Regions from separate parts of the Homo sapiens genome. Here region 2 is linked to region 1. The links are chromatin loops, found by intact Hi-C in ENCODE. Cell type or tissue: lower leg skin. All regions are shown on one strand. Each heading gives the region's core, and the rest is flanking DNA. Links, peaks and the distances in the headings are about the cores only.

Region 1 (15,833 bases), core at 4,647-12,646:
AACTAGCAACCTCTAGAATTACATGGTGAAAAATTATTATTTTGTTATTTAGATAGGCAGTATGAATCATAAATTAAGAGTGACAACACTGGAAAATGTCTTTCCATTTTACTATATAAAATAAATATTTATATTATAAAGCAGAAAATACAGTGACATACTGTGCATTCCAGGACTTATTACATTTGCAATTTTTTAACTAATACAATTCTAAATACAATAATATTTACTTATTACAATATTGCATGTATAGGCATGTTGTGACATTGCTGTTCATATTCCATTGATATGAACAAAATATATTTGTTAATAAAAGGTCAAATGCCAGTTTCATTGTGAAAGGTAAATTTTCCACACTGTTGCTTTTAAAATCCAAGTTCTGGATTATTATAATAGCTCCCATTTACAATATTTGTTTCCCAAATACCTAGTTATAAAAGCATCTAACCTGGATATATCACTTTAGATAAAAAAAGCAATAGAAATAACAGCATAGGTAATTTCTTCTCCAAATATACAAAGAGTTAGATAAATTCTTGGATTAATCTAATGCACAGTTACTGAGGTGCTTACAACATGCCTGATGCTGTACTTGAGACCAGGTACACAAAATCCTCAACAAAAATCAAATCGAAATTTTTGAATTAGAGATACCAACTGAATTAAAGCATTTCTGTAATATCTAAAAATCCTATCATGTGCTAGGAGCTTTACATATAACTTGTCCTTTAATCCTCACAACACCATGACACATTTCTAAAATGACTTAATTTCTCTGAGAGAAGTCCCACAGCTAGTCAGTGGAGGAGCTGGGATATAGTCCAAGTAGATGTTACTGGCTTTCTTCACCATCCAACACTGCCTTTTGCCATCTCTGCATTGTGCTTTTTTATTTAAAGTGAGTAGAGACTAACTGCGATTGATGTTAGAATGAAAGAGAAGGAAAATCTCATACAGTGACAATGAAAGACGAATTGTCCTGGAAGCAACTCATCATAATAAAATGCTGGCAAAGTCCTCTTCCCATTTCCTATAAGGCATGTGACCATTCGTCCCCAAGGAGAACATTTACAATGGCTCTTGAATCTTAATATGCTCTCTCAGATGCACCAAATACCCTTTGCATTCTCCTTCATCACGCAGTGTGGATATATCATCAATGAATTCAAAATTCTAAACTTTACTTAAACTTATTTCTCTACAAAGCTCTGGGTAATAAGTTTCACGGGTAATAATTATGTAATGTGAAACTTTCCATTTCTACCAAAATTATTTCTTTCACATTCTAAATTTCTGACAGGGTATTTTCATAATATATATTTGGTGAAAATTCTTCATATTTATACAACCCATGTCTACCATGATACTCTATTGAACTTTCACCTTTCAAGGATGGATTCTAATAACAAACACTAACATCTATTGAGTATTTACCACTTATCAGGCCCCTTACTACAACTTCATATGAATTATATCCCTTAATCCTCACAAACTTTGAGATAAATTCTATTTCTATCCTCATTTTGTACCTAAGAAAACAATGGTCCAGGTAATGGGGTGTTGCGTGCTAACTGCTGCATATCTAGTTACAGCTAGAAAGTGGTGACACTGAACCCAGGTCTGACTCCATTGCCCGCTCCTGATCCAATGTGCTGTCCATATGTGGACAATGATCAACTTAGAGATCCAGAATCCACTCATCTTTTGAAACACAGTGAGCACCCATCTCTTTCCAAGGCCTTCCCTGATGGCCATTCCTCAGTGCCAGCTTCCGCGGCATTCTCTTTGATTGCTGTCTCACCCTCCTCTCTTTTCATTCTACCTATTTTCCTGCAATATTGCATCCATCCCCAAGGCTTCAATAATCCCCACTTATCATCTAGGAAACTGAGCCTTAAGTACCTTGTCTGAGAGCATACAGCTAAGTAAAGGTAAAGCAGGAACCATCTGACCCAATCCTTGCTCTTAATCCCTGAACTATGCTACCTCTCAGTAACTCTGAAATCCTTCTCAATGTGCCCTCCTGACAATCCTTCAGTTCAGGCACCACCATCATTTAGTTTAACCTTTAACTAGACCTCCCACTTTATGTCCCCTGACACTCTATCCACAATGTCCAATGGAACTTCCTGTGATGATGAAAATGTTCTACAATCTGCACTGTTCAGTATGGTAGCCATTAGCCACATGTGGTTTCTGAGCACCTAAAATGCGGCTAGTGCCACTGAAGGATTTTTTATTTAATTTTAATTAATTTAAATTTAAACTCAAATAGCCACATGTAGCAAGTGGCTACCATACGGGACAGCATTGTCCTACATAGTCCTCAAGTCTCTCTGTCCCAAACCTTGACATTCATAATGTCTAGTGACCTTCTGAACTTGGCTTCCAGGAGTTACTCTGTAGGCTCATAATAAACTGCCCTTTCCTTAGGTTTTTGGGGACATTCCTGTTTCTTGACTAAAAAATCAAGACATAGTCTGATTCCCATGAAAATGGCCTCTTCTCTGAGTTTCTGTTTGGCAGAAGCAGAATCATAGATGTTTCTCTCAACTCATTCAGAGGCTAATCTGAAGCAGAGATTTCTGAGGCGGCAAGATGAGGGAGGTCACTGAGATAGAAATGTCTTTTCTAGTTGGAAACCTTGTCGATAAATATTACAAATTGGCATGTATTATTTTCTAAAGAAATTATCCTTTACAGCACAAAAGACTGGCTCCAGCGTGCATTAATACTATGCTTGGTCCTGTAGAGTTTAAAAAAAATGTTTTTGCATTAACTTTAAACATGTAAATATTTCACACAAAAATTGATTTCTAGCACTTCTGGAAAAATCCAGTGATCTGGAGACACTGGGTCCGCATTCCTACATGGCAAACATCAGCTAATGCCAAGAAGCTGCTGCCCTCTTTCACTAGGCAAACACTCCAGTTGCCACAATCCCCACTGCTCCCTCTTGTATAATATTTCTGATACCCAGGTAAAGCATGCCACTTTACTCATTTATGTTACCTGCCTTGTGCCTAAGGCCATATGAGTCAGCAACCCCTAATAATAAAGCTTTACAAAGATTTTTTTCATATCCATTATTTTGCTTAATTCTTACCAAAATCCTATGAAGAAGGAAGCATTATTCTTCCCATTTGTAAACTAGGAAAGTGGCCCTCAGAAAAATTAAGTATACACTGGAAAAGCATGGTTTTAACTCAGGTCTTACAACTCCTTCTTCCATGCTGCTTTTGCTACAAGACAATGCTTGACAACAGCCCAAGAAAAAGTCTATGATTTAAATTGCGGGCAAATTTCTTACATTAGAATGTAAAGAAAACATCCTTCAATATTTTGCTGAAAATGTCACAGAGAAAGTATGGCCAGGTTGATGTATACAGAACATGAGAAGTCATGAGTATCCCCAAAGAGGTGCCTCTCACCCTTTTACAGCACCCCAAGGAACTAACCAGGGCTTCTAACAGCTGGAAGCACACAACCCTGAGGCTCCTGCTGCTCCAGGCCCTACCAGGCATTACTACCTCACAATGCCCCACAAGGGAACCCAATGCCCCACAAGGGAACTTCTACTACAGATGTTCTGGAAGAAAAACGTTAGTAGGAAACATGCAGTGGTTGGGCTCTTACGAATTCCTCCAGCAGTTCAATATGTGGTGTCTAAACAAGAAGAGCAAAGGAATGATTCCTGGTGGTTCTTAAAGGCAGTCAAAAATTGGCAATCTTTCTGGCATTTCCATTTGCCGTATTAATTGATGAACTTTATGGTGGTCCATGGTCAAAGCACTTTGTATCAGTCATAAAAGTCCCAGGCCTATATGCTTGAACTCAAGAAACCACAAGTCCCCAGGTATAAGGATTTAGATCACAGCATTCAGTCCAATCTGGAAACATGTTCCAAGCAGCAAAGGCAATCCTGCAATACAAGCGAAGGGGCAGAGCTGGGAGTAGGGGGAAGAGTTACAAACACTTTTACAGGATACAAAATGCAAATGGAACCCATTTGGAGAAAAAGCTACTCCTAAGCTTAAAGCATGAACACTGGTCAGATGAGTACAAAGGATTTCCCCTAACCAAAGGCCTCATGGGAGGTCATACTAGTCATTTATCTCTCCAATATCCAAATGTGTTCAATTATCAATGTGCTCAGCTAAAAAACTACAATTGCTCAAAAACAACTAATGAACAAATGCCCTCATCCTTCCTTGCAGCTAGGTAGTCTTGTGACATATTTATAAGCAGATGTGAAGCTGAAGGTCAAAGAGTCATCTTCAACCATGGGGCAACCACAAGGATGAAAGCCACATATTAGGGATAATGGAGAAGAAAAAGATTAAGAGCACCTATTTCCACATGTTTTGTTATGTGAGAAAAATAAACTAGTACAGTTGCTATTCCATCAATGTGCAAACATCATAGAGTGTATCTATACAAACCCATATGGTACATAGCCTACTACATATCTAGGCTATAGAGTATGGCCTATTGCTTTTAGGCTACAAACCTGTACAACATGTTACTGTACTGAATGCTATAGGCAACTGTAACACAATGGAAAGTATTTATGTATCTGAATGGATTTAAACACGGAAAAAGTTGCACTACAATGTTAAGATGGCTACAATGTCACTAGGCAATAGGAATTTTTCAGCTCCATTATAATCTATGGGACCACTGTCATTCATGCAGTCTGTTGTTGATAGAAATGTTGCTATGCAACACATTAATTACAGTTGGTTAGGCCACACTGATAAAAGCCCCACCCAGTTCTTAAGTACTTCCTCAAAGACCCTGTTCCAACAATAAATGCATAGCTTTTCCTAATATAACTCAAAGTCATATCTACAATTGTGTAATGCCAATACTCACAGCAAGTAAAGAAGGGAGTTGCAAGGGTTTAAAAGGAATGTCTTAGGGGTATCTGCCCTCTTCTATTTAATTTGTATTGTCATTTGTTGATTGGCTAGCTGACTTGCTAGCTTTTCCTCTGAAAAACAAGTTCAGCCTGTTGTGATTTCCATGGAGGCTCCACACTCATGCCTCTGCATCTTCTTCCAGAGCGCCTCATGGAGAGGTGGCATTGTATCGTGAGGTGGAGTAGAAGGGGCGTGGAGTCCGATGAATCAGGGTGCCCTTCCCCACTCTGCCTCTTCCTAGCTGCATCAGTTTCTACATCTTTAAAATGACAGTAAACTAGTTGGGAGGCCAAGGCGGGTGGATCACCTGAGGTCAGGTATTGGAGACCAGCCTGGCCTACGTGGTAAAACCCCCGTCTGTACTAAAAATACAAAAATTAGCCGGGCATGGTGGCAGGTGCCTGTAATCCTAGCAACTCGGGAGGCTGAGGCAGGACAATCGCTTGAACCCCGGAGGCAGAGGTTGCAGTGAGCCAAGATTGCGCCATTGCACTCCAGCCTGGGCGACAAAAGCAAAACTATGTCTAAAAAAAAAAAAAAGTAAACTACTAACTTCATACAATCATTTTTAGAATTAAATAAGAAAAGGCACATAAACAGATTAACCCAGTGTCTGGCCGATGGTACATATTCAGAAAGAGTAACCTAGTATTAATTACTATTAATATACTTGAGGCTTTTCCACTTCCTCCCTGAGATAGGATATATGCTGTGCCCATATATGCTTGGCAGTCTAGTTTCATGTTATTTTTTGGATTTCAGTTGATTAAATATATCACAAAATGCAATTTAATAATTTCATCCATCAGAAGAAAAAATATTTTGTTGAGCCATGTGTTTTTACTTGGAGTTTAGAAAATATGGTTATCATATGGGGTCTACTCACCAGTGCTAAAATTTGTCCCATAACAATGGCTTTTGCTCAGAACATTCATATTGAAATACCTACCCATTCTTCATCTTATATTCACTACAGGAAAAGAGTCCACATGTCAAATCAGCAAATAAAGCAATGAGAAAATGGCCATCTGAACATGTCACCTGCTATATGAGCAGACTTCACGGAAAATAGCAATGAAGGTCAGGAGAAACACAAGAGTCTGTGAGTGTTCATTATTCCGCTACTACTAAAGCAATGACCAACGAAAAGGGCATGGGCTCATCTCATGCCCATAGGGTCCAGTAGTGGGCACCTACTGGATTGCTTATCTTTCTTCTCTTTCTGAGACATGCCCCTCCTCCCTTCCCTCCTCTCCCCATCCACAGACTGCAGTGGGGATTGCCATATCCCTGCAACATGACTCTACTTCTGGCCATAATTCCAGAGTGAACAGCTGACCCTAGCCAGACCACTAGGTTCCTTCCCAAGGAATTCCGCAATTCTGGGAGTCTGAGATCAATCTCTCCCTGCTTATCTAGACTGTAATGTAAAATTCAGGAGCAGCCGGCAGCCATGTTATGCCATGTGGACTAAGAAAGAAACAGAGGAAGCCAGTGTGAGCAAGAAAGAATGAGGCAGATACACAGAAACCGATGAGCAGTAGGGAGAAGAGACTTCCTGGTTGTCCATGTGCTCCAGTCTTCAGTTCTATTCCCAAGACCCAAATGCATCCCTTGGATTCTGCAAGATACTTGAGTCTCCTACCAGGAAATGCCAGAGCTGGTTTCTGTATCAAAGAAACCTAAGGGACTCCATCATTATATATCATTAGGACACAACTGATTTTCAAAGTAACTCTCTCCCTCAGTGTGACCTAATACACAACACAAACCTATATTGTTTCAATTTTACTTACTGTGTTCTCAGCCCTGATCTAGAGGTCTTGAGAGATACAATGATAAGGACCACAGGGCAGAAGAGAAATAATTTCAATGTGAGGCAGTGCTTTAATAAATACATGAAGAGTGTGCTAAGGGAATGCAGCTATCTGGAGATGAGGGAGGGAGAAGTAGGGGAGAAGGAGGAAGGAAGAAGGTTTTTGTGTCACAGTGGCCACATGCAAGCACTGCAAGCCCCAGAGCAGTTTTGGTTTTTTGGTTTTTTTGTTTTGTTTTTTTTTTTGTTTGTTTGTTTGTTTTGTAGTTCAATGGCATCTTTAACTTTCACCCACATGACAAAAGTTGAATAGTACTTCATAAAATTATGCAACTTGGAAAACCTTGTTTCAATTGTCACTTTATTGCAAGATGGCAGAATTAATTACAAATTTAAACTATAACTTATAATCTTTAGTAAGGCAGCAAGTTTTAACAAAAGTAAGCTCCTTATTCAAAAGTGATCCTGGAACAACTCAAAGTCCAGAGTAAGAAGGGTGAGAAACATCTGACTGGCCAATGGACTTAGTTCTCTCACTACATGAAACTCAAACTTTTCATTTTTAGGAAACATATACAGTAACTTCAGCAGACAGCAATACAAAAACATGTTGTTACATAGATTAGTTTCCATTTAGTCAGTCAACTGTTTCCAGCTGTCTCAACTGGGATAGATACATTAATAGAGCTGGCTGTGCTTGAGCCTTCTTTGTGAGCAGCTTTACTGTGCCATGCGCTTCACAAATGTCTCCTTTTCTTGCTGTGCAGAGATTCTCTGCACCTTGTGCTTCTCCCATAATAGTCTGCACAGAGATATGATAGTCCAGGCAATTCTTTATAGCCTTCTATACTTTATGCAGCTATTCTCAGTAAGTAGCCTCCAAGGCCAAAGCAATGTTATCCCTCTGGGTGTCAAAAAAGTAAATGGCACTTCTAAGGCCGGGAGCAGTGGCTCATGCCTATAATCCCAGCATTTTGGGAGGCAGAGGTGGGCAGATCATGAGGTCAAGAGATCAAGACCATCCTGGCCAACGTGGTGAAACCCCACCTCTACTAAAAATACAAAAATTAGCTGGGCATGGTAGCGCATGCCTGCAGTGCTAGCTACTCAGGAGGCTGAGGCAGGAGAATCGCTTGAACCTGGAAGGCGGAGGTTGCAGTGAGACGAGATTATACCACTGTACTCTAGCCTGGTGACAGAGCGAGACTCTGTCTCAAAAAAAAAAAAAAAAAAAAAAGTAAATGGCACTTGTGGACCAGTGCCTGCTGTGACTTCTCCAAATCAATCTCGTGCTGAATTTGTCTGGGGAAAGCCTGCTTCACCTCTTCTAATTGGACAATTTTTTGTTCATTGAGTTCATCAGCAAATTCTCCAATAGAGGAGAATATTTTTATTTACATAGACAAGTAACCCTACCATTGATATAGTAGCAAAATTCTCCGGCATAACCATATATATTTCTTTGGATAGAGAATACAAGATAAACCCATTTCCGAGTACACATAGTCCTATTACAGTGATTTTAGGATAAAGAAATGAGGAATTCCTTAGGGATCAGGCCAAGAACTTTTCTCCATATTCAGGAAGAGAAGGTAGAGGGGTAAGACTTGGCTGCCCTGTGTGAAAGATCCTTGTTGCATGCCCCCTGCACCTAGGAGGGCTGTGTTTTTCAGAGAGGGGTCCACTGTGGCGTAAGCAGAAAAGTAACAAGGCAGCAATCTTAGCATCCCTGTGACCCTGACCTCCCAAAGCAGTTTTATTTATTTGTATTTTTATCTTTTTTTGAGACAGAGTCTCGCTCTGTTGTCCAGGCTTGAGTGCAGTGGCGCAATCTCGGCTCACTGCAACCTCCACCTCCTGGGTTCAAGCAACTCTCCTGCCCCAGCCCCCGAGTAGCTGGGATTACAGGTGCCCGCCACTACACCCAGCTAATTTTTGTATTTTTAGTAGAGACAGGGTTTCACCATGTTGGCCGGGCTGGTCTCGAACTCCTGAACTCAGGTGATCTGCCCACCTCAGCCTCCCAAAGTGCTGGGATTACAGGCGTGAGCCACCACACCTGCCCCTGCCAAAGCAGTTTTATAAGGGAAAAGTTTAACACAGCTGAAGCAGAAATGCCCACTGAGATCCATATCAGGGCATATATATTAGACCTTGTGGAAATCCTATCAGTTTTCCTTTCACAAAATCTTAAAACCCATGAGTGGGAGGGAGACTTCACTCATCATAGCCTTCTGAATTTTGCATATACATGTACCATCAACTAAAAACCACCAAGGTTGATTATTTTGTAAATGTAAATGCTAGTATCTATTTCTACCTGCTGTTTTTCATTCAAATATTCAGAATTTCTTCAAGGGAAACAAACTACCAAATAAGTAACATTTTTAAAACCTTACTTCTTTTGTACTATGATTATTTTATTTCAAATTGTTGCAATCTCCTAGCTAAACTCCATTTCAAGTAACTAAATGTTTCTGCCATTTTGATCCCATTCTCTCTGCAAATCCATCCAGGATTTTTTGCCATCATTAACCTCACTTTTCCACATACATAAGCATGAACTACTAGGCAACAAAAGCAACAGACAGATAAACTTTTTAAGCAAAAGTTTTGAAAAAGCAGAAATAAGCAATGTCGGGTCCTGAAAATAGTGACTATAGCAGCATCCCTCAAAGGACAAACTTACTTGTGCAATGTGAAAACAGTTCATTGCTTCAAAAGTTTTCAAGTTCAAGTTCAGTCCTTCAGGCTTAAGAATGTAGTTTCCCAGTAATTATATAATGGTAAGGACATCAATGAAGTTCTTATGACCAAAATATAAGAACTTCAATTATAGCCAAAGACCCTTAGAAAAGTGCCTATGAGCACTGGAAATCTCAACACAGTAATCTCAAGAACTCAACCGTTTGTTCACTTATCAATAAAGCAACAACTTGGTATATAGTATACAGTTCTTCTGGGTTCAATTCTGACAATGATCTATACTTCCACTAATTCAATAATGAGAAATTATTAAAGAGTAAAGTAGAACATTTTTAAAAAGAAAACAAAAAATTAAAGTGAGGTGGGAGGAGGACCACACACTGGAGAAATATAATCTACCTGTAGACAAGCCCACACATGCCCCCAGAGCCTCAAGAGAACTTTTCTGGACCGCTTCTTCTCCGTATACTACACTGAACTGTGAAATTAAATTGTTCAAACTTAAAATAATTCCAACTTAAAGCTATTGGAATTTTAACTTATTCTGAGCCTTGAGAGGAATATGGCTACACAGCCCAAGTCACGTGGTGTACAGCTGCAACTTCTGCCTTTTTTCCTGTAAATAATTAAAAGGCCAAGCAGCACCAGAGATAAGACCCCCTCAGATCCTTGTCCCTTCTCATGGAGTAAGGAATCTTCCCTGGAATGTAGCAATCTGTAACCAATCAAATCGTTGTGGTGTATGTTCTGGTCTTATATGAACAATGCAATCTTGCTGGAACTTCTCTGTCTCTACCCATGTAAGTGAAACCTTAACTTCACTTTGGAACACTGAGCCCATTCACTTGGAGTCAGTGTTTCCAGGTGATCATCCTCAAGCTTTGCACTCAAACTGTATTTAAATCATATTTTCTGAATCTCATTATTTAAGGTTGACAGAACCTTTTAGGATTCGGTGAACTTTACTTTCTCAAACTTTGCCCTATCCTATCCACATCGAACTCAAAGATTTATATTTTGCATATCTGATGTGACAGAAATTTCCCAAATGGAAGCTCAATAAGAAAAATAAGTCAGAAAAGTCACACTGCAACCAAACTCCAAACCAATTTAATCCATTCAAACAGCATGCCAATTCAGCTAACTATGCATGCAGATTAACCTCCTTAATTTAATTTTATTTTCTAGATAAAAATTACTCATCTTTCAAAACTGTTTAACAATCTAAGCTCTGACATGTAAAGAGAATTAATTATTCAAATATAAATTCAAAAATATCCCCCAAATCGAAATATAATGAAATGAATTAGCCATTCCAACACTCCTTCTCCCCCAACGAACACTAAAACAGGTTACTGAGATTCTAACAGCAAGGCATGTAAACTGACTCCAGGAATATTAATCCAGATGCACAAAATAAAAAGCAACAATGTAATCTAAGCTTTTCTAAAACTAGAATTTAAATGTATTTAAATATGAAGTGGCAGAGCAAAGAGTCAAATCCAGGCTTCTCTGACTCCAGTCCCTGGCCCCCAAAAAAATGCCTCCAGAGAGGGAATCAGGAAGGGTAAATGCCGTCCTTAATTTACCAATACCCACCTTTATTTATATATTTACTGGGTACATCAGCATCTGTTATAAAAGGTGTCTTGATTTTTTACCTATATGCTTCCTCCCTTGGCCCACATCTAAGTTTTTAGAAACATGAGCTTTCTGGCTATCTTTTGATTTCTTTTTTCTTTTTCTTCTTCTAAATATCAAAGCTCTAACTACTTAGTCCAAAAAAGGGGAAGCATTTCAGATTTTAGAGGAAGGCTTTCTGGGTCTCGTGTGCTGCTTTCCCACCAGCAGGCAGCCATGGCAGCATATCTTCACCTCTCATGGCCAGCTCAGAGGACCTTAGCCCCAACAGGCAGAGCAGGAGCAAGGGGTCTGCAGGCGATAATTTCATGGCTTGGCACAGCTCCGTCTTCCCATGTGTCAAGAGAAGCTGGCAATCTGGGTGTTTATGTGAAGTCCATATGTTTAAACCTTGCCGACAAATTCAAAACTTCTAAAAACACTGTGTGTGGACCACTCAAAATCTGTCCAACGGTGGACTTCAGTCTGCTAGTTGCCAGTTTATAATGCCTAAGCTTCCGGTTAAGAACAATTTAGTTAAACTTTTATCCTTCCCTAAGTGTATTCCTTATGGAAGCCATGGAAGACACAGCCCCTGCTGTCCAGGAGACCAGTGGGGACAAGGGACATACCATTTCAGGGCAAGATAGCAAATGAAGAGAGAGATAGAAGCCTGCAAAGGAGAACACAGCACCCACCCACTACACACCTCTCCTTACCACTGGCTGTCACAGGGCAAATTTGGAAAGTGGTGGTATAAAGATGACAGAGTTAACCTCGCCCTTCTATAATAGAGAAGAAAAAAGGGGCTCAGAACTCTACAAAAACAAAAAAAAGTTCAACAGACCAAACTCTGTACATCCAAAGTGAGTCTTAAAATAGTCTTAATGGAACCATGGCAACAGAAAAAGCTTACCTGCTTAGAGGTGTGCTGGTGTTATAAACAAAAAATAAAACAAACTTTCACTGAGCACCAACTATGCTCCAAGTGCTGCAGGTGCTGCAGGTGCTGCAGGAAGATCATCTCATGTAAACCTCCCAACAACACTAGGACGAGTCATTACTCCCAATTTGCAGACACGGAAACTGAGACTGTAAAATCCTAAGGCTTTGGAAAGAGCCAATATCTGATTCCTTTCCCATTAGCCAGATGACCTGGACAGAGAGATTAGGGCTATCATTGCAGACACATAGTGGCAAGCAATCAAGAAAAACTCATTAGCTACAATAATTAAAAGTGTAGAACTGGTGCTAAAAGAGGCAAAGAGATTCCCTAAGACACAACAGAGGCCACAGCAGGCCCTGCTGATTATGAGAACTGAAATTTGTGATAAAAGTCGTTTCACAAATAAATACAAAAGAAAATATAAGGACCACTCAATAAGTAATGTAGAAATAATTAACAGCAAGTTTTAGGAAAATCCATTTATACTTCCCAAATTATGCCACCTAATGAAATACACTTCAAACCAATCAAAAAGTTATTTTTTCATCAAATTATATAACTAAGATGAAAGAAAAATGAGTATCAGTGGCTCCCTAGGAAAAGCGTTACTTTCAAAAATTAGGAGTGATGGAAGAAATTTCAATTATTAAAAAAAGGTGTGTGGTGGCACACACCTGTAGTCCCAGTTATTCAGTAACCTGAGGCAGGAGGTTCACTTGAGCCCAGAAGTTCTGGGCTATAGTGTGCTATGCTAATTAGGTGTCCACACTAAGTTAGACACCAATATAGTGACCTCATGTGAGCTGGGGACCACCAGGTTGCCTAAGAAGGGGTAAACTGGCCCAAGTCGGAAACAGAGCATGTCAAAACTCCCTTGCTGATCAGTAGTGGGAATGTGCCTCTGAATGGCCACTGCACTGCAGCCAGAACAACGTGGTGAGACCCTGTCTCTCATTTTAAAATTTTTAAAATAAATTTTGACAGCTAAACTTAAAAGTAAATGTTTTCTATACAAAAAATGAAAAGGCAAACAACAAAATGTAAGATATATCTGGATATATAACAGGCCTGGGGTTAATATTCTTAATATATCTATAGAATATATGTAAAAGAAATTGTTAAGAAGAACCAAGAGACTTCAATGGAGAAATGGACAAAGGACAGAAACAGACAATTCACAAAAGGAAAAATAACTAGAAATAAACGAACAGAAAAATATTCACCAGTCAGCCAAAAACATACAAATTAAACATCAATAAAGTACCACCATTTATCAAGCAAATTATGAAAAAGAATTTTAAAATAATAATATCCATGGCTGGTCAGGTATGGCAAAACTAACATTCTCATATGCATACATAACTATAAGCATTTTAAAGTGGCATAAACCTTTTGGAAAATAATATGGCAATCTTCTTACAATCTTTCCTAAAGAAATAATCAAAAAACTCAGGGTGGGGGATAGAAGGGGACACCTATATGTATAACAATTTATAAATGTTCATCATAACATTTATAAAACTGAAAATAATGTAAATAAACAATAGGGAGAAGATAAATTATGATGTACTGACTAGATCACCAGTACCCTGAGAGTAGGATATGCCTTGTTCATGATGGGAGATCAGAGGCCAAGTATATACAGTATAATCATTAAATAAATATGAGTGAATACAGAAGGAAAGCAAAAATATAAGGCCACTTAAAATGATGGTTAAAATCTAGGTAGGTGCTGGCAAAAGTTTAAGTGAGGGCAAGAACATAAAAGTGTATGATTACAATCATATTTTTGAAAACTGCATTAGAGAAACTACTAGAAGGAAATATATGAAATACTAACAGTCACTGTGCTAAGGGATCTATGAGCAGTAATTCTTTATTGTGGTTATTATCTTTTATTTATTTATTCGCTGTAGAGACAGGATCTTGCTATCTTGCTCAGCTGGTCTTGAACTCCTGGCCTCAAGCTAGTCCTCCCACCTCAGCCTCCCAAAGTGCTGAGATTATAGGTGTGAATCACCACGCCTGGCCTATATTATCTTTATTTAAAATGTAAACATACTCCAGAGCGATTATTATGATGATTATTTAAAATTTAAGTTGATCCTTAGAAATCGGAAAAGAGATAATAATTTAATAACCAATGGAAAATACATAAAATCTCTAAATAGCTCTGTGTTATAAGTAAATCTGCCCAGCTAAAAGAAAAGCATAGTCACACAGAGAGGTCAACAACTGACATTCATTACTTATTTATTTTAATTTTATTTTATTTATTTTTGTCTTTTTTTTTTTTGAGATGGAGTCTCGCTCTGTTGCCCAGGCTGGAGTGCAGTGGTACAATCTCGGCTCACTGCAACTTCCGCCTCCTGGGTTCAAGCGATTCTCCTGCCTTAGTCTCCCGGGTAGCTGGGATTACAGGTGCCCACCAACACACCCAGCTAATTTTTGTATTTTTAGTAGAGACAGGGTTTCAACATGTTGGCCAGGCTGGTCTCAAACTCCTGACCTCAGGTGATCCACCCGCCTCAACCCCCCAAAGTGCTGGGATTACAGGCGTGAGCCACCCCACCTGGCAACATTCATAATTTAGATGTGATGCATCATTTCTGAGTCCTAACTCAGTAATAAATTAACATAGGACAGGAAGTTAAAATGCAGCCACTCAAACAATAGCAAATGCTCAATTTGGTACATTCCTAATTTTTTTCTTTTTTTTTTTCTTTTTATTACACTTTAAGTTTTAGGGTACATGTGCCCAACATGCAGGTTTGTTACATATGTATACATGTGCCATGTTGGTGTGCTACACCCATTAACTCTTCATTTAACATTAGGTATATCTCCTAATGCTATCCCTCCCCCCTCCCCCCAACATTCCTACTTTTTTTCTGAACCCTCTCTGGCTCTGGGCTGAAAGGCTTTAGAACAGTTATCTCCTAACTTGAAGGCTTCCAGTCAGACTGGGTCAATTCTATAATGTCAATGGGAATTTCAGAAAAGCAGGCCAGGCCAGGGGTGGGGTAGGCTGGCAGGGTTTAGGTCCCCAAGTTGAATTACATTTCCATCTTCTAGAAAACTGAAACTACATAACGGGAGAAAAAGAAGGTACAAAACATTACCAGTTCTTCTAAAGCTCTGTAATATTTCAAACTCTTGTTCACAATCCTTTAGTGGGTCATGAAATTAATTGAAACGGTCACAACTAGGATCTTATAAGGGCTGCAACAGAACAGAAAATAGTGTGCATGTCACATTAAGAGGATACCATTTCATAAAACCTTTGTTTCTGTCATATGTGTGTCTATGTGTGAGAGAGTATGTCAGTCTTGCGTAGCAATGCTAACTATATTTTTTACTATGATTTATGGTCTAAAAAGTTTCCAAAGCATTAATCTAGATAACCCAGGCCCTGACTTGGTTGCTGGCAAACCACCCAGAGTTTGAAAGTAAAGGACTCATCTAGAAGTAGGAATGTAGTGAATCTAGTTCAACTGGGTGTTAGGCACTAACACAAAACAAATACTTCTTAATATTTCATCCAGGAATAAATAACCGCTGCCATCCAAAGGCTCTAGAAAGCATCGTTTTACAGTTGCAACATGAGGTGCTGACAGTTTCACACAAGCATGCTGCTTTTTCCCTAATGCGTGCTTTCCTCCACTTGAGATTTTAGGATGATATGGTTGCAGAGACTACTTATCTAGTCACTACAGAAGCACATCACAGTACAAGAGTCATAGCTAGGAAATCTAACCCCCTCCTTTGCCAGATGGACAAACTGAAGCTTAGAGTGATGAAATGCCCCAGGAAATGCCAAGGT
Region 2 (15,833 bases), core at 2,662-10,661, 150 kb before region 1:
AATGGGCTGTAACTTCTTACTGGTTCCCTCCTTCCTTAAGTGATCAAAATGTGTAGCGTATGTTCATTTCACATTTGTTCAAGAGTCATGATTTTTCCTTTTAAAAAATTATCCTTGAAGAGTTTTGGAGGTCATCCATTGAGATGCCCACTGGATTTACCTGACACAGCCAGGTAAACTGTGTTGCCTGAGGTGTGCACCTCACAAGTGGCTTGGGACCAGGCATGCCTTTACTTGGCTCCCAGAGTGAATCCATAGCAGTAACAGACTTGAATTTCACAGGCTCTCCATTTCTCTAGTTTTTACTCTCTCTCTCCTGATTCTGTTTTATTTTTCTTTCTAGTTTGTGCATGGCTGACAAGTTATTCCCTCTTGGCGGCAAAAATGATGGAGAATCTAGTTTTATGGTCTGAGTGATTGCTAGCAATGGATTACAGAGATCTATTCTCTATTGGGTGAGAGAATAGGGTACATAGTTTCTTGGTCTTTTTTTTTTTTTTGTATGTTCGTCTATTTTGAGCTCAAATCAATGAAGAATTTTGTTTCTACTGGGAAGGAGAACAGCTCTTTGATATCTGGACTGGTGATTTTTTTGTGTTTCTATTTATTCTTGATCTGTGGCTGAAGTTGAAAAACTAAAGCTATTAAGCTGTGTGTGTCTATGTGTTTATAATCCAGAAAAGCCTTCACCTCTTGCTGTGTGTGGAATGCTTTCCTATTTCCAGAGGGTGTCAATAAATTGGATTACGATACCTTTTAAATTAAAAGAACTTGTTCTGATTGTTTGATAAACAAGTGCTTTTATAAGTTGAATCCTCCTAAAATCACAGAACATCAAACCTCTAATATTTTGAACCTGCTAGACTTAAACATAAAAATTCTTTTAATAGAAACTGCTAGCCAATTCAGTAATATTTTAAGAATCCAAGTTCATAAAATTAAGTTTCATTTGGCAAATGAGACTAGTAACATAGGTTTTAAAATGTTACATCTTTCTCTGATTTATTAGTGTTGAACAGAATACAAGTGTGCATTTTATTTTTACTTCTCCTAAATTTATTCAGGATAGCTGGTCAAGTGAACTCATACATAATGTTTAAGATTATTAAAAATATAAATTTGTGTTCAGCTGAATTGAATAACTATTCTGACAAACTTTTTATATGAATAGCAATTATGTTTTGTAGCGTATCAACTTAAAGATAATTTCCAAGGTCTTTAGGTAACAAAATGGACTAATGTTAACCTGAGCTAATCAATAATCATTGGATACCTAGATAATTTCTAAGTAAGTTAGAATACTGTGACTTTGATTATAAAGTATAATATTAAGTTTATATATGTTTGCTTCTTATTTTTCTATGCTATAGTGAGGCTATACCTTTGAGTTGTGTCAATACAGGAGTTCATTTTTTGCCACTTTAAGGGAATGTAAAAGTGCCTTATGTCACTATGGAAATTTCAGTAATGTGTGTTCATGAGTTTTGCTAGTCTGCTAAAATGATTATATGGGACGATTTCCAATTGTCCATATCCTCCCTCCTCCTAATTTTCTCTATGAAATATAAATTAGTTTCTCTGGTTAATTATTATAATTTAAATGGGTGGTTGAGATTATGCCAGGAGCATTAATGAAAAAGAAATACAGTGGTTTTTGTTTTTCAAATCAAAACAGGGTAGCTTTGTATCAAAGCAGTGGTTCTTGAACTTTTTGGTCTCACAATCCCTTTATACTCTTACAACTTATTTGACGACACCAAAGAGCTTTGGTTTAGTAAGTGATAATGATCGATATATACTTAATTTGGAATTAAAACTGAGAAATTTTTAAAATATTAATTCATTTGAAAATAGCAATGATGAATCCATTTCATTTTAACATAAGTCACATATTCTGTAAAAAAAGATATTTTCCAAAACAAAAAATTTTGATGAGAAAAATGACATTGTTTAATATTTTTGCGAGCCTTTCTAATGTCTGGCTTAATAGAAGAGATGGATAATCATCTTTCTGCATTTATCATAATCATAATATCACTTATCATGTAGCTTCTGGAAAACTCCATTGTATACTTTCGAGAGAATGAAGATGAAAAGGGCAATACTAAAGTGTCTATTTGTTCTGGAATATGAAAGAGAAAAATGAAGGACAAAACTTGGAAAGTCAGTTTTACTTGCTTTGGCTTATAATACTTTAGTCTGAAAAAAAGGTATAAGATGCATTACAATTTTGGCTAAGTTCCCTCAGTTTTGATGGCTTGCTTCCTTACTTTACTGATTAATGCCTACAATGTGAAAGGATGTTCTTTACCTTCTGTGGAATCTGCCTAGCTAGCAGACATTCTGTGTCTCACCAGAATTATTTTCAGTGCTTTATGTTGACTTGATTAATGCTCTTAAGAAAAAAAAAAGAGAGAGAGAGAACAAGGAGTACTCACGTGTGAAAAGAATTTTAAATTATTTAAAATTGTGTTATCATCTATGTTTATTTTTAAATGTTTTACCGCTTTGATTATATAACCAGACATTGCTTCTTAAACACCTGTGCTCCTGTCTTACCCTACTTAAAATTCCCTTGACAACTCTTGTTAGAAATAAAGCTCGAAGTCACAAATGAAATGAACACTCCAATAGTTGATTTCTCAGCAAGGCAAAGTTTACTTCTGCAGAAGGGTGCTGCTCATTAGTCTGATCACAAGAGCACATCCAACAAAGGAAAGCAGCAGCTTTATCACTAACGCGTTGGCTCCTACTGCTGTGTCCAGTCCCCACTGGCTAGAGTTGGACAGCACAATCTAAGCCGAACACGGTTGGCTAACTTGAGAAGTGCAGGGATGTGGTTACACCGGTGGAAAAACAGTTTTGGCAGTCGGGGGAGGGGGCGTTGTGATGGGAGGGGTGATTTACAGAGTGAGTAGCAGATGTGGAATGTGGGCTCTATAGATAAAGACTGAGAGGAAGGTTGTTTCCCAGGGCAAGGGAACACAGAGAGTAAGAGAGTCTGGCCTTGAAAGCAGGGAACAAAGGACAAGGGAACCCTTTGAAGAAGAAGGTCTTACTGTATACAACTCTGGTTTTGCCTTTCCAAACTGAACCTCTGTTTTGAAAAAATAAAATTTTTAGGATGTGTTTTATGCCTAAGATTTCCCAGAGAGGTCCTAGAAAATCATAAAGACTTGTTCCCTCATCTTACAAAAAGAGAAATGTGGTGAGGCGCAGTGGCTCATGCCTGTAATTCCAGCACTTTGGGAGGCTGAGGCAGAAGGACTGCTTGAGCCAAGAAGTTTGAGACCAGCCTGGGCAGCATGGTGAGACCCTGTCTCTACAAAAATTAAAAACTCAGTCAGATGTGGTGGTACATGCCTGTAGTCCCAGCTACTAGGGAGGCTGAGATCAGAGGATCACTTGAGCCTGAAAGGCTGAGGCTGCAGTGAGCTGTGATCATACCACTGCACTCTAGCCTGGGTGACAGAGCAAGACCTTGTCTGAAAAAGCAAACAATTTTTTAAAAAGAAATGCTATAAATAATTGCATTTGTTTCATGTGTTACTATGTTAAGAGTAAATGGGAATAACTGTCAGATCGGAAGAGATCCTCAGCCTGCTCTATGTTAAGTCAGTAGGTAAAACATTTTATTAGTATTTCAGAAATTACATGTTTTATTGGAAGACTGTGGAGATTTCCTGATGTCGTTATTGTCTATAATATGTTTTTACCCTTGGGGAAATACTGATCACAATTCTTAGGAAAGAGTTATATAGCATATCCCAATGGGGAATTTTACTTTCCCTCATTCTGATATCATTGGTCACAATTACAAATTAACCCTTACGTTACAAAATCTCTATAATCTGTAGATAATTTCTGTATTATTCTGATCCTTGCCTGAAGGCTCTGCTATAGCATTTGTGACTTCAATAAAGGACAGCCTCAGAGTTTCATGGAAAAGAACTATTTGTACTAAGTATTTTAAAATATTGATATTTCAAAGAACAGACTCTTTGGCACAGGCCGCTGAGCTGACATTGCTTAGATAATTTTTAAGCTGTGCCAGCGGATTGAGTCAGGATTTCCTTGGATTTCTGGACCCTTTTTAGTCTGGATGCAGATGGCTTCTTGAATGTGAACTGCTAAACCAAGAACCATCAGAACAAGAATTAATTACAGTTCATTCATAGAACTGAATGAACAGAAGAGGGAAATTTTATTGTGGTTATTTGTCTGGAATACTGTTGATGTTGTTTTAATGTTCTATTTTCTGGATATATGAGGATGCCTTTTCTCTATTTTAAAGCTATCTCTAACCCACAATTTCGTAAACTCTGTTATTATAAGTTAAATCAAAACATTTAAGAAATGATACCCAATTCTCACTCATTGCCCAGAATTTAAGAAAACTATTACAGAGATTCCTTAATTTTCATGGAAACATAGTTATTTGCATCGATTCAGTGAGAATCTATCCGCAAGATATAACTGGGCAAATCAACTTTATAACCTGGAGTGTCATGTGTGAGAATGATGCTCATTGAATCAGATATGACTAGCCACTTTAAGAACTCATACAGCCAACTTACAAAGCCTTCCCAGGAAAACTGGCCTGGTACCTGATTTACAGGGTCCTGGCCTTACAGCTGGTAAGGAAGGTACCAGGCCAAGAACCTAGCAAATGGTGGAAACTTTGAGGAATTCAACTGTTGTTGCAAATACTGTAGGTGAAATATAGTAGAGTTTCTTGGGCTTGGTTTTCTAGCCTTGGTATGGCAAATTTTAGAGGCTTTGAAAAGTCCAGTTCAGCAGTGGCTCACGCCTGTAATCTCAGCACTTTGGGAGTTCAAGACCAGCCTGGCTAATGTGGAGAAACCCTGTCTCTACTAAAAATACAAAAATTAGCTGGGCATGGTGGCACATGTAATCCCATGTAATCCCAGCTACTTGGGAGGCTGAGGCAGGAGAATAGCTTGAACCTGGAGGTGGAGATTGCAGTGAGCCAAGATCACACCATTGCACTCCAGCCTGGGGGACACAGCGAGACTCTGTCTCAAAAAAAAAAAAAAAAAAAAAGAAAAAGAAAAAGAAAAAGAAAAGTCCAGTGCAAGATTCTTTATAAAAACTTCCAGGTAGAAGTGAATTTTGTGGGCTTAACACAAAATTGTTGAATACTGTGTGGCTCTGGATATGCAAAACAAATCCGAGTGGCCTATATGGTTAATTAACACTCTTTACTGTACCAATATAAATAATCAGGACTAACCTCATAAGACCAGCCTGGTTTTTTTTTTTTTTTTTTTTTTTTTTTAAATGAAGGATAATCACTGAGATTATTACGATCACAGGGGAGGAGGGGGGAAGCACAGTCAGATAAACTGAGAAAGATTTGAAATGGGCAAAAAGTGATCACTGGGTATCTTTTCAGCGGAACTTCAGGTGTTGTCTAGCACACTTTTCTGGGCTATCTGATTCTACAGGGGACTACACCTTTTAGTATTTTTACTGATCTATTTACAACTCTTAAAGAATACTGATATTACTGCAAACAAATCTTGTCCAGTTAAGACACACCTAATCCCACACTCCACCCTGCCCATGGGAGAAGCCAGCTGTGCGTCTGCTAACAAATTCATTTTCACATTCTCCATTGCCTATGTATGTGTCTACTCTTTGGATTTTCCTTTGGACTGCAGTAACCACTTACTTTGCCAGTTAATTAATTATTAATTAATGCCTAATATAAAATCTTTGACATGTATTCATTTTTTTAAAAGCCAATTGGGTTTTCCCTATCTCTCCTGGTTGTTATTTCACACTTTTTAAAGTATAGAGTGCCACCACTGTGACACTCAAGGGCAAGAAAAATCAATCTAGTTGCACAGACTCGTAACTCTATGATTTGAACTACATTTCATTTGTTGAGCCATCTTGATACACATCAATGATCTTGTAAAACCAAAATAAGCTACATAAGGAACTGCTTTGCCACTCATAGCTGGCAGCAACATTCAGCAACAAATACATAATTTATGGGACTCCAGTGCTGTTAATATTCCAACATAGAAGAGTGAAACACAGTGATGAATGCTGGATTCCAAGTTTGATAATAAAGCTGCTCTGGGACTTCTTGATTTAGGGATTCAAAATATAACCACCTTTCAGTTAAAAGCTAGGTGAGGGAACATCCCAGGTTTACACGTTAGGGGTTACGAAGAATGAACAGATACCTTCTAACATTCATGTTTCAGCTGACATCACTGTAGCGTTTATACTAGAAAGCATTTCAAACTGGTCATTATTTCATGGATGAGTGTTACCATGTACTGCACTGCAAATGCTCTTACAAGTGCACAAAGCCCCCACTTTTCACAACCACCAGGATCTGCCATCTATAAATACTACAGTTAGTGGGATGGCCTCATTTCCTTTCTCACCAGTCCTAGCAGCAACATATGTCTGTCAGGTCCAAACATATAATTGGAGGGACTAGTGCAAAATGAAAATACAGAGTCCCTTTAAAAAACTTGATTAAGAATTACAAGATGGTGGCAGCAGCTCATTAAACCAAGTGTGAGGCCCTTCTAAGAATGGGGCCTTGTGTGACTGCACATGTCACATGCCCATGAAGCCAGTCCTGTGTCTGATGATTAAGGGAGAGGGTAGAGAAGACCTTATCCTTTTTAGAGAAACAGATCTCAGACACAAGCTAACATCTGCCCAACGGTCAACTTAAGCCTTTCTTCATCCCTCAAGAGTAAGGGGAACTCAAATGTATAGCATTGTTCATTTCTTTGATGAAAAGTTTAGGTTATTTAGTGGGCATCTAATTAATTATGCTTCTACTACCAGAGATCTCACTCTCCTATATGCATAAATCTTCCAAGCTCCAAGGACCAGAGAAGGCTGTGAGCAATCCACACAAGTGAGGTCTCCCAGACAATAATATGTAGGGTCATCCCAAGCCAAAGCACCGTAAAAGGGATCTGCTTCCTCAGGGATCCTTGGCCCACTGCCAGGCTAAACCTGAACTCAGGGACCCCCGTCTGGGGGCACTGGTTTGAGCACCAGCGATGTTCTGCTGTTTGGTGGCAGGGTGGAGGTTCAGATTAGGCTCTCGCCCTCTGTCCACTTGTATTTCCTAAACCCACTGTATTTTAGTTCATGCCATTCTCTGTTCTGGGTAACCTCCTAATCCTGAGAACTATGAGAATCTCTTCATCTAACATCATCCAAACCAAGAGTGACCCCCGCACTGAGGCCTCCCACTTTCCAGTAAAACTGGCGAACGGTGCCACCTTTGCCTATTTTCATACTTCTAGCACGTCTCCACAAAGGCAGGGCTATTTCCTAACTCACTTTTGTGTCCTGAGTACCTAACACAAAGTCTGGTATGTAGCTGGAGTTCAGTAAACATGTGTTGACTGAGTTATGAATATATGTTAATATTTCCATAGGAAATTCTACAGAGAGAAACAGTAGTCAGATCCCAAGGCAGGATTTTTGACTTGGAATTTTTTATTAACAAGAGTAATCTTAACAACCGCCATTTAACAGGCCTGTACTCCTGGGCTGATTATTTTATATGCATTACATCATTTATATTTTTTTGACAACCTTGTGAGGGTTTTTCCTTCCAATTTTGTCCTTATTTTAGAGATAAGAAAACTGAAGATCAGAAAGGTGCAGTGCCTCGCCTGAGGCTGCAGGCCATTGGCAGAAGGGCCAGCTCAAATATAGTTTGACCTGACTCAGAGGCCTGCACACTAATGACCACATTTTCCAGCCCTTCTGTCTTTGAGAAGATTCTACCTTCTATGAAAACTCTCATAGCTGATATTTTGATCTATTATGTGTTTAGCTAAATAGTTAGAAATAAAAAAGACACATCTCGTCCCCTCTATCCTAACAGTTCCCTAGCACCACAGTGGGAAATGCTCTTAAATCTCACAGATTTGAGCAGAAAGCTGTCATTTGTACTGATCCTTGTCCACCTGTCCTCTAACCCAGAAGCTGAATGCAAGAATTCTACTCCTTTTATAACTTTCAATGCAATTTACTTGATACAAGGGGAAAAGCACAAATTCTCTCCATGTATATTTATTTACAAGTGGCCTATTTCTTTACCAAAAGGCTTTGAGGACTCTTACAACAAAATTCTCATATGTGGTAAGAGTAGTAAGAGAGAAATCAAGAGCTTGGATTTTGGAAGGAGAAAGCAAATACACAGACTGGAAGTGCCAAGGGTCATGGCTGTGACCTAGCCTCACATAAGCTGCTGAATCCATTCTTGGTGGAGGGTTCCAACATGAGGAATAGCAAAGATCTTTACTGGTGCTTTAAGTCAGGTTATATTAAATTACCATCAAGTCTTAGAAGGATAGGAAAACACTATTAGAAAGAAAAATTACGGGCGTGAAGTTGGTCAAGAAATGACAGTATTATGTAAGAATTTAAAAGGGTTCTAAAAAGACCAAGTACCGTTATTAGCTATGACAAGGTAGGCATGGGACAATAAGTGTCCAGGTTTATGTTTCGGTAATAACCATCCAACTAGTAACTGATGCTTGCAAATATAACTGGTCCCGGAATCTGGAACCTTTTTTTTTTTGCCCTTCCTCCCACAGAGCTAGCACAGCATACAATCACGATCCACTTGCTACAGGGAATAAATACACCAGAATGCTTCCAATGCAGATAATATTGTATAAAAGAATACTTTCTTAGCTTTTTTTCCCTTGGACTTGGAAACAGTTTCACTGTCATCAATCACTTTCTTTGGTGCTAAAGCTTTCTCTGCTTTATGGGATTTTTACACACCAAATCAAGCTAGTTATAAAAATGTCACATTTTCTGTTGCTGAAGGATGGTAAGAAGCTGTGGAACTCAGAACAGAAGACATGTGCAGCTGTCCCTCAACAGAATGGCTGGACATTTCCATACCAAGGAAAGGCAGTCTCCCTATCCTGGGGAGGCCAGTCTGCTCTCCCCGGTTTCCAGGCTCACCAATTATGCCCCTAATTTGGAACTATGGCCACCATCAGTCACTTTAACCAGGAACTGTAGGAAAGCAAAGGGCAGCCTTGAGGCCTAAGCATCAGCACACATCACCAGGCATGTCGGGGACCATGTGTTAGTCAATAAATGCTCATTTTAGTATCCCCAGTGCCTTACTGAGGGCTGGGTATACGAAAGGTGCTAAGCAGCTCCCTGCTGGACTCAATTAAGGTTCAGAGACCTAAGCTACCAGCTGGGGTCTTAATACTGAATATTAATATTGAATACCTCAATATTCTCTTCTAAAAATGATATCTGAGCTCTCTCTTTTATAGTGTTATTGCAAGATTGAACGGAGTCTGTGTGTTTTGAAAGCTCTTTCACAAAATATTAGGTGTACTCAAATACGAGAATCACTGAATGCCAGCAGCTGACTTTCAGGGTAAAGGAATGGCGGCTGCGCAAGTTGTTCCCTGCCTGCCTGAAAGTGGTCTCCTTTTCTGCCAGATGATCCCGAAACCTTCTTTCCATGCCATCTCCCTACTTCTGGCAGCTCCAGGGACTTCTCTATCCCCACCCTGGCATTCAGACCCACTCTAACAGACTGACACTGACTGATGCTGAGGAAGTTTAAATTAAATTTTGGAGGAGCTGGCTCTGTGATACCAGAGCAACCCCTCCCCGGGGTTAAAACCTGATGACAAGGAGTCCCTCATAGAGCTCACTTTATGTATTACTAAGCTTGAATTAAATAAAGCACCAGGCAAAGGCCTTCTGCCCTTCATCCTGTGTAAAGCCACTTCTGCCTGGTGGCTCCTGATCTCAGCAGCCTGCCTGCTTACCTGTGCAAGTTCTAAGGGCATGATTCTATCAGCATGGACTCCAAGCAGGGTCTATTCCATTTTCTAAAAGGACAAGTCTGTACTTAGAAACTGGAAGAGCTATTTGTTAAAGTTTTATTTTTCTAGGACTGAGAGACTTATCTAAACTTTATAGCTTTTCCTTTCGTAACAAACTGTAGGCGTAAGTTTCCCAGAACCACATTTTCCATTCAGGTCAAGGGCCCTTTGCACACAGTGATGCTGGTGTTAAGCACTGCTGCAGTTCAGCATCTGGTGCATGAAATCGTGCAAAAGTGCTTGCAGTCTTTATTAACCACTGCGTACAAATAAAACTAGTTAGGAGTGAAATGAATGAGTCCAGTGAATATTAGTCATCTTCATTCAAGACCTGCATTTCACTTCTCTGAGAGAGTCCAAGTTGGCAGGAATTTCCTGGCAGATTAGATGATAATAGTGTTATTAAACACAACTGTGCTTTGGCTTTTTTTTTTTTTTTTGAGACGGAGTCTTGCTCTGTTGCCCAGGCTGGAGTGCAATGGTGTGATCTCGGCTCACCGCGACCTCCACCTCCTGGGTTCAAGTGATTGTCCTGCCTCAGCCTCCCGAGTAGCTGGGATTACAGGCACGCGCCACTATGCTCGGCTACTTTTTGTATTCTTAGTAGAAACGGGGTTTCACCATGTTGGCCAGGCTGGTCTCAAACTCTTGACCTTGTGATCCGCCCGCCTCGGCCTCCCAAAGTGCTGGGATTACAGGCGTGAGCCAATGCACCCGGCCCTGGCTTCCTTTTTTCTTCTCTTACGTGGATGATGTGAACTCCTTCTACAGGACCTGGATGTGTGTTCCCTTGTCATAAAGATAAACGTAAGGGAATGATTCCTCTAATGAACTGATGACAAGGTCTGAGTGGCCCCACAAGCCAGGAGTGACCCCAGACAGCTGTTCTGTTCTCCAACATGAGAAAGAAGGGCTTAGTAGCTACTTCTCTAACACTAAATTCTAAAACTAAAACAAGTATTTGTACACAGGCCCTGCCATCCAAAATTTAATTAGTTTATGTCCAACAACTCCAAACTAGATTTAACTATTTAGGAGAATATTTTGAAACTAGGGTTTCCAAGCAGATTTACAGGAAAAGCTAGTGTTGCTTAAAACCGGTTAGTTCATAGAAGCATTACAAACATTTGTTTATGGCTGTCAAGGGTTGCTCAATATCATTTTGAAAACTTTACAACTAAAAAACAATTCAGATGAGCACTAGAGTTGTAAAGCAGATCTAACATTCTTTTATGCAAAAAGATTAAGCTTTGGCCCCAGGGACAGCAAGGCGTCTCAGGGTGTGGGCTGAGGGTCACCAGTGGGGAGTTGCCTGGGAAGCTTGTCAAAGCACAGATCCACACCGCTCTGGACGGCAACCAGAATCTTAGCAGACAGGGACCGGACATCTCAGAGATTCTCTGTACCCAGCAAAGTTTGAGAACTGCTCCAAGGAAATGCAAGGCTTTCTCTGTACTTCCTCTCAGCCCCCTAAAATCTATCCTTTAAGGAAAAAGAGCCTGACATGAATCAAGGCAAGTACTCAATAAATATTTGGTCAAGTACAAAATGTACTGTGAAGGATCTTACCTCTCCTCTTTTCCGTATGCTGCCAAGGAGCTTGAAGCCACATTTGAACTCAATTATATAAATTTTGTAAGCCTTCACAGCTTGTATTTTCAAGCTTTTTTTTTTCCTCACTCTCAAATTTTTACTGTTATATTCTTCCCAGTTCTAATTTTTACCTTTTATTTATTCACTGCCATTACTTTATTTTATGGTTTTTGTAAGCACTCTCAAATGCTCTGTGGAATAAAATGGGGTATAAGTATATAAACACAGTTTTACACAGTTATAAATCAAAGTGGCCAGTATTTGTGTTCCCGCCATGTTCCTTCCCATGCTAAGATCCTGCCACAGACTGGGCTGCACTCCTTTGTTCTAGCTGTCAGCTGAGAATCTTTTCTCAGAGTCTTTATGAAAGCACCAGCAACCTTACTTGTGTCCTTGGAGCTCGATGGCTGTTCCTTTTCTCCCACCGATGTCCCACATGATGACAGAGTGATCTGAACTGCCTGAGAACAACACCCGCTGGACTGGGTCCCAACAGAGAGCGGTCACCCCACCTGAGAGGACAGACACAACCAGACATCAGTCACAAGGTAAGACTCTTACCCACAAAAGAAATGTGAATGCAGCGGAGACAGAACCTAGTGCAGTTCCTGGCATACAATAAATTCTTATTGAAAGAACAATCAAGTAAGTCCCCAAAGAGAAAAAAGTTGGCTCCAAGGAAATTCCCACCCTTTAAGCATTTTTCACCAACATTTCATGTACCATAAAATCAATTACTGTAAAGACCAAAAGAAAATAAAAAAGACAATAAATTGACCTTCAAAAGGGAGACATAATTCTAAGAAGAATGGAAAATATTGCACTGTTTGGAAATATTAACCACATTTTCTTAACTGCTGCCTGCCTCCCACCCCTGACAATAACAGATGAGAAGGAAATGGGTTTACAAATGCTCAATTAGATTTTTTATTCTTGAATATCAGATTTAATTAGGCCACAATATCAGAATTTAAAATTATGTTTGCTCTTTGGGAATTTTAATTTACAGATTCCGGGCAAACTTCTTATGTTCTTAAATGTCAGTTTCCTCAACTGTAAAATGCAGATGATGGTAACACCATGACCACTATGACTATTACTAAGAATGAAAACATCAACCCAGCCATTACCTACTTCATACGGTTGTGGTGAGAATTAGATCAATTACATAGGACCATTCTACCACTCTAAACTTGTTGTGCAGTATAGATGTGGGTTATTAGGATTACTGTAGTGGTATGGCTATAAAATATTATAATAGATTTTCTATGGTAGTCCCTTTGTAAATCAAACCCTTATATACTGAGAACAATAAGAATTTTTTCCACTTAAGATGTGCACAAAGCCTGCAAACACTTAAGAATGTCAGAAATACTCATTTTTTACATTATTAAAAATATTATATTCTGAAAAGAACATAAAATAGCTTCTCATTTGTTGGAATCTGACATTTTTCTTATTGAGATTATCAGTTTGTTCTAATGAAGTGCTACACTTAAGAGCTTTCAGGGAAGTTTCTCTCATACATTTGTTTCAGGAGAATACTTTCTTATTTGTCATATGACTCTTCTTAGTAAGACATTTTTTAAGATCAAAAAGTAGGGGGAACCCCAAACTCTACTATTCTGGATTATGCTTCCTAGCGTCTTCCTAAACCTGCACCCCATGCTGCTGGTATACACTCCTGCTCATGTAAGAATAAACATGGCTTCCCCAAGTGCATATGTGGTTAGCCACTGCATGTAGCCCAGCCCTCACCCCCGACCACCAACATTCCCCACAACAGCAACCAAACACAGTGATGGATGCAGACAGGCCGCTCACTGTGTTGTCTGTTAAAATGTATTGTCTGCTGAATGAAGGAGCAGATGAATGCAAACATAAAGATAATTTTCTCCACTTCACACAAGTTCTTGCTTAAAGGTCACCTCCTCAGAAACATCTTCCTTGACTACACTCATCACTCTCCTGATTATTCTTTTTTTTTTTTTTTTTTTTTTTTTTTTTTTAAATTCATTGTCTCCTGCCCCAGTAGAATAGAAGCTCTAGGAGGGCGGGAACTGTGGCTTGTTCACCACGGGATCACCAAAACCTAGAATTCTGCCTGGCTTACCCACAGCAAACACTCAATAAGCCTGGACAAATGGGCAAATGATTGAATGAAGGAGTAAGAATATGAAAGAAATGCCCTTGGCTTTGTTCTTGGCAGATTAAACAGGCATATGACATCTATTAATGGGTTAATATTAGATTAAATGGGTTAATTAGATTAAATGAGTTAAGATTAAATGGGTTAATATATATAAGCACACAAAACAGTACCTAGCGCATGGGAAGCATGTGCCTGGCTGACTACTATTGTTAATGTGATGCCTGCATCTGTTCGACTACTCACATCTTTAGGTCATGGCATACCCATCTCAAGGACAATCTCTGAGATGGTCTCACTTGACTGACTAAGCCACTCCAACTGGGGGGCTAGATAAGAGAAAGGTGGCAAGTGTTTGATTTCCCCTATATAACACGTGAAATGGGTAGCTTAGGTTCTTTAAGGCATCATTATCAGATTTAATAATGGTGGGCACTGGTAAAAAGAATGATTAGAAAGGCTTACTTGACTCAGTTAAAAAGACTTAATTGGAAGGGTTGTTCATTCTGTCAGAATCAACATGGAAATATTGAAATAGGGCTTACCATGACCCAGGTGACAGATACCTTTAGACTTCCCTGACCGATATATACCTACACATCTAAGAACACTACACCATGGGGCCGGGTGCGGTAGCTCACGCCTGTAATCCCAGCACTTTGGGAGGCCAAGGCGGGCTGATCACGAGGTCAGGAGTTTGAGACCAGCCTGGCCAATATGATGAAACCCCATCTCTACTAAAAATACAAAAATTAGCTGGGCGTGGTGGCGCGCACCTGTAGTTCCAGCTACTTGGGAGGCTGAGGCAGAAGAATCGCTTGAACCCAGGAGGCAGGGGTTGCAGTGAGCAGAGATCACGCCACTGCACTCCAGCCTGGGCAACAGAGTGAGACTCCGTCTCCAAACAAAACAAAACAAAAAACACTGCACCATGAGGAGCCAGCTCTCTGCCTTCTTTGTTGGTGACTATGGGATGAGGATGGTTTATGGGGATAGAAGAGAAAGTTTGGATATGGTATTATAAGTGTACAGGCTCTGGAACCAGAATCTAGTCTTAAATCCCAGCCCTATCTTTATTAGGTATAGGACCTTGGACAAGTTACTTAACGTTTCTGTGCCTCAGAAGTCTCATCTGTAAAACAGGGATGATAATAGTACCTAACCCACAGTATTGTTGAGATTAATTGGGTTAATATATATAAACACACACAACAGTGCCTAGCACATGGGAAGCACCACTCAACAAATGTCAGCTATGATTACAGTACAGGAGACCTCATCTATACAATCTCTGTGACAGTGTCCTTTGTTGAGTCAGCCTTAAGGCCAGTCAGCTTATTCTATGCTATCCCAGCCATCATGAGATCAATTAAGGTCTTAAAAACAAGACCAATCTCTAGCTTTGCCACATTATATCAGGCCAGAAGGGGTCAGGGCTAGGAAGGGGAGTTCTTGGCAACACAGAGAGTTAGGAAGGCAAATAGATAAACTGGTTAAAGCAAGTCAGGGTATATTCATCAGACACTCCCAGGGCCCAAAGTGGAAGAGATAGAAGGAAAAGCTGCAAGACAAGAAAAAGTTTAGGATGGTGTAGGGAGTAAATAACTCTGGGGTCCCATGCCTGCTCTATATAAATGTCCTAACAATGAGGTCATTTGAAAGTTGGCCTATAAATGATAAATCACAGCATTCATTTCAAATCAGTTCAACAAGCATGTATTGAGCCTCTTCTATGTGGAGGAACTGTGCTAGGCTCAGCAGATACAATGAAATAAGACTTACATTCTACCTACCAAAAATGTACAATGATAAGATGATGGATTACTTTTGAGAACAGAAGAGCATGCACGTTATGTTTGGTCGAGCCATTCTCTTACGGGATATGTGACTGCTTCCCCTGTCTGGAGTGCCTGTCCTGCCTTTTATCACCCAAGTAACTTTTTCTCCCTCCAGGAAGCCTTCCCAACACCTTCAATCCAGGTGAAGTTCCAGTCTCTGTGCATATCTCTATTGCTACACAGACCCCACTATATTGAACTTGGTTGGATTATAAGTCTGTCCCCACCGCAGACTTTGGGTTATGTATCTTTGTATTCCAGCACAGCACACAGTGACTGGTATGCAGGAGGTGCTCAGTAGATGTTTACTCAACTGATCTGCTGCATTGAGTGGCAGAGAGAAATAGGAGGACAATAAGCAAGAGGCAT

What was found. A loop is a pair of places that touch in the nucleus more often than their neighbours do. Peaks named below come from ENCODE experiments on the same cell type or tissue, not always from the same donor. Only the 100,000 strongest peaks of a DNase experiment are listed, where the experiment ranks them.
Region 2: it touches region 1 in a loop (2.6-fold over the local background); 36 of 110 quality-filtered maps call a loop at or near these places.

Annotation. Positions count from the first base shown.
Region 1 is chr13:51,591,048-51,606,880 of GRCh38, reverse strand. The region is part of intron 1 of WDFY2 (WD repeat and FYVE domain containing 2); the gene reads right to left. It also overlaps the pseudogene RN7SL413P and the pseudogene ATP5PBP1. Among named protein-coding and RNA genes, the nearest start is that of WDFY2, 15 kb to the right of the region's middle. In lower leg skin, for the core only: no CTCF peak of the experiment used is centred there; a DNase peak (open chromatin) is centred at 8,608.
Region 2 is chr13:51,735,205-51,751,037 of GRCh38, reverse strand. WDFY2 (WD repeat and FYVE domain containing 2) reads right to left here. Exons shown (of 12, transcript NM_052950.4): 7 at 11,863-11,989. LOC124903177 (a long non-coding RNA gene) reads left to right here and starts at 11,940. Exons shown (of 2, transcript XR_007063807.1): 1 at 11,940-12,025. In lower leg skin, for the core only: no CTCF peak of the experiment used is centred there; no DNase peak of the experiment used is centred there.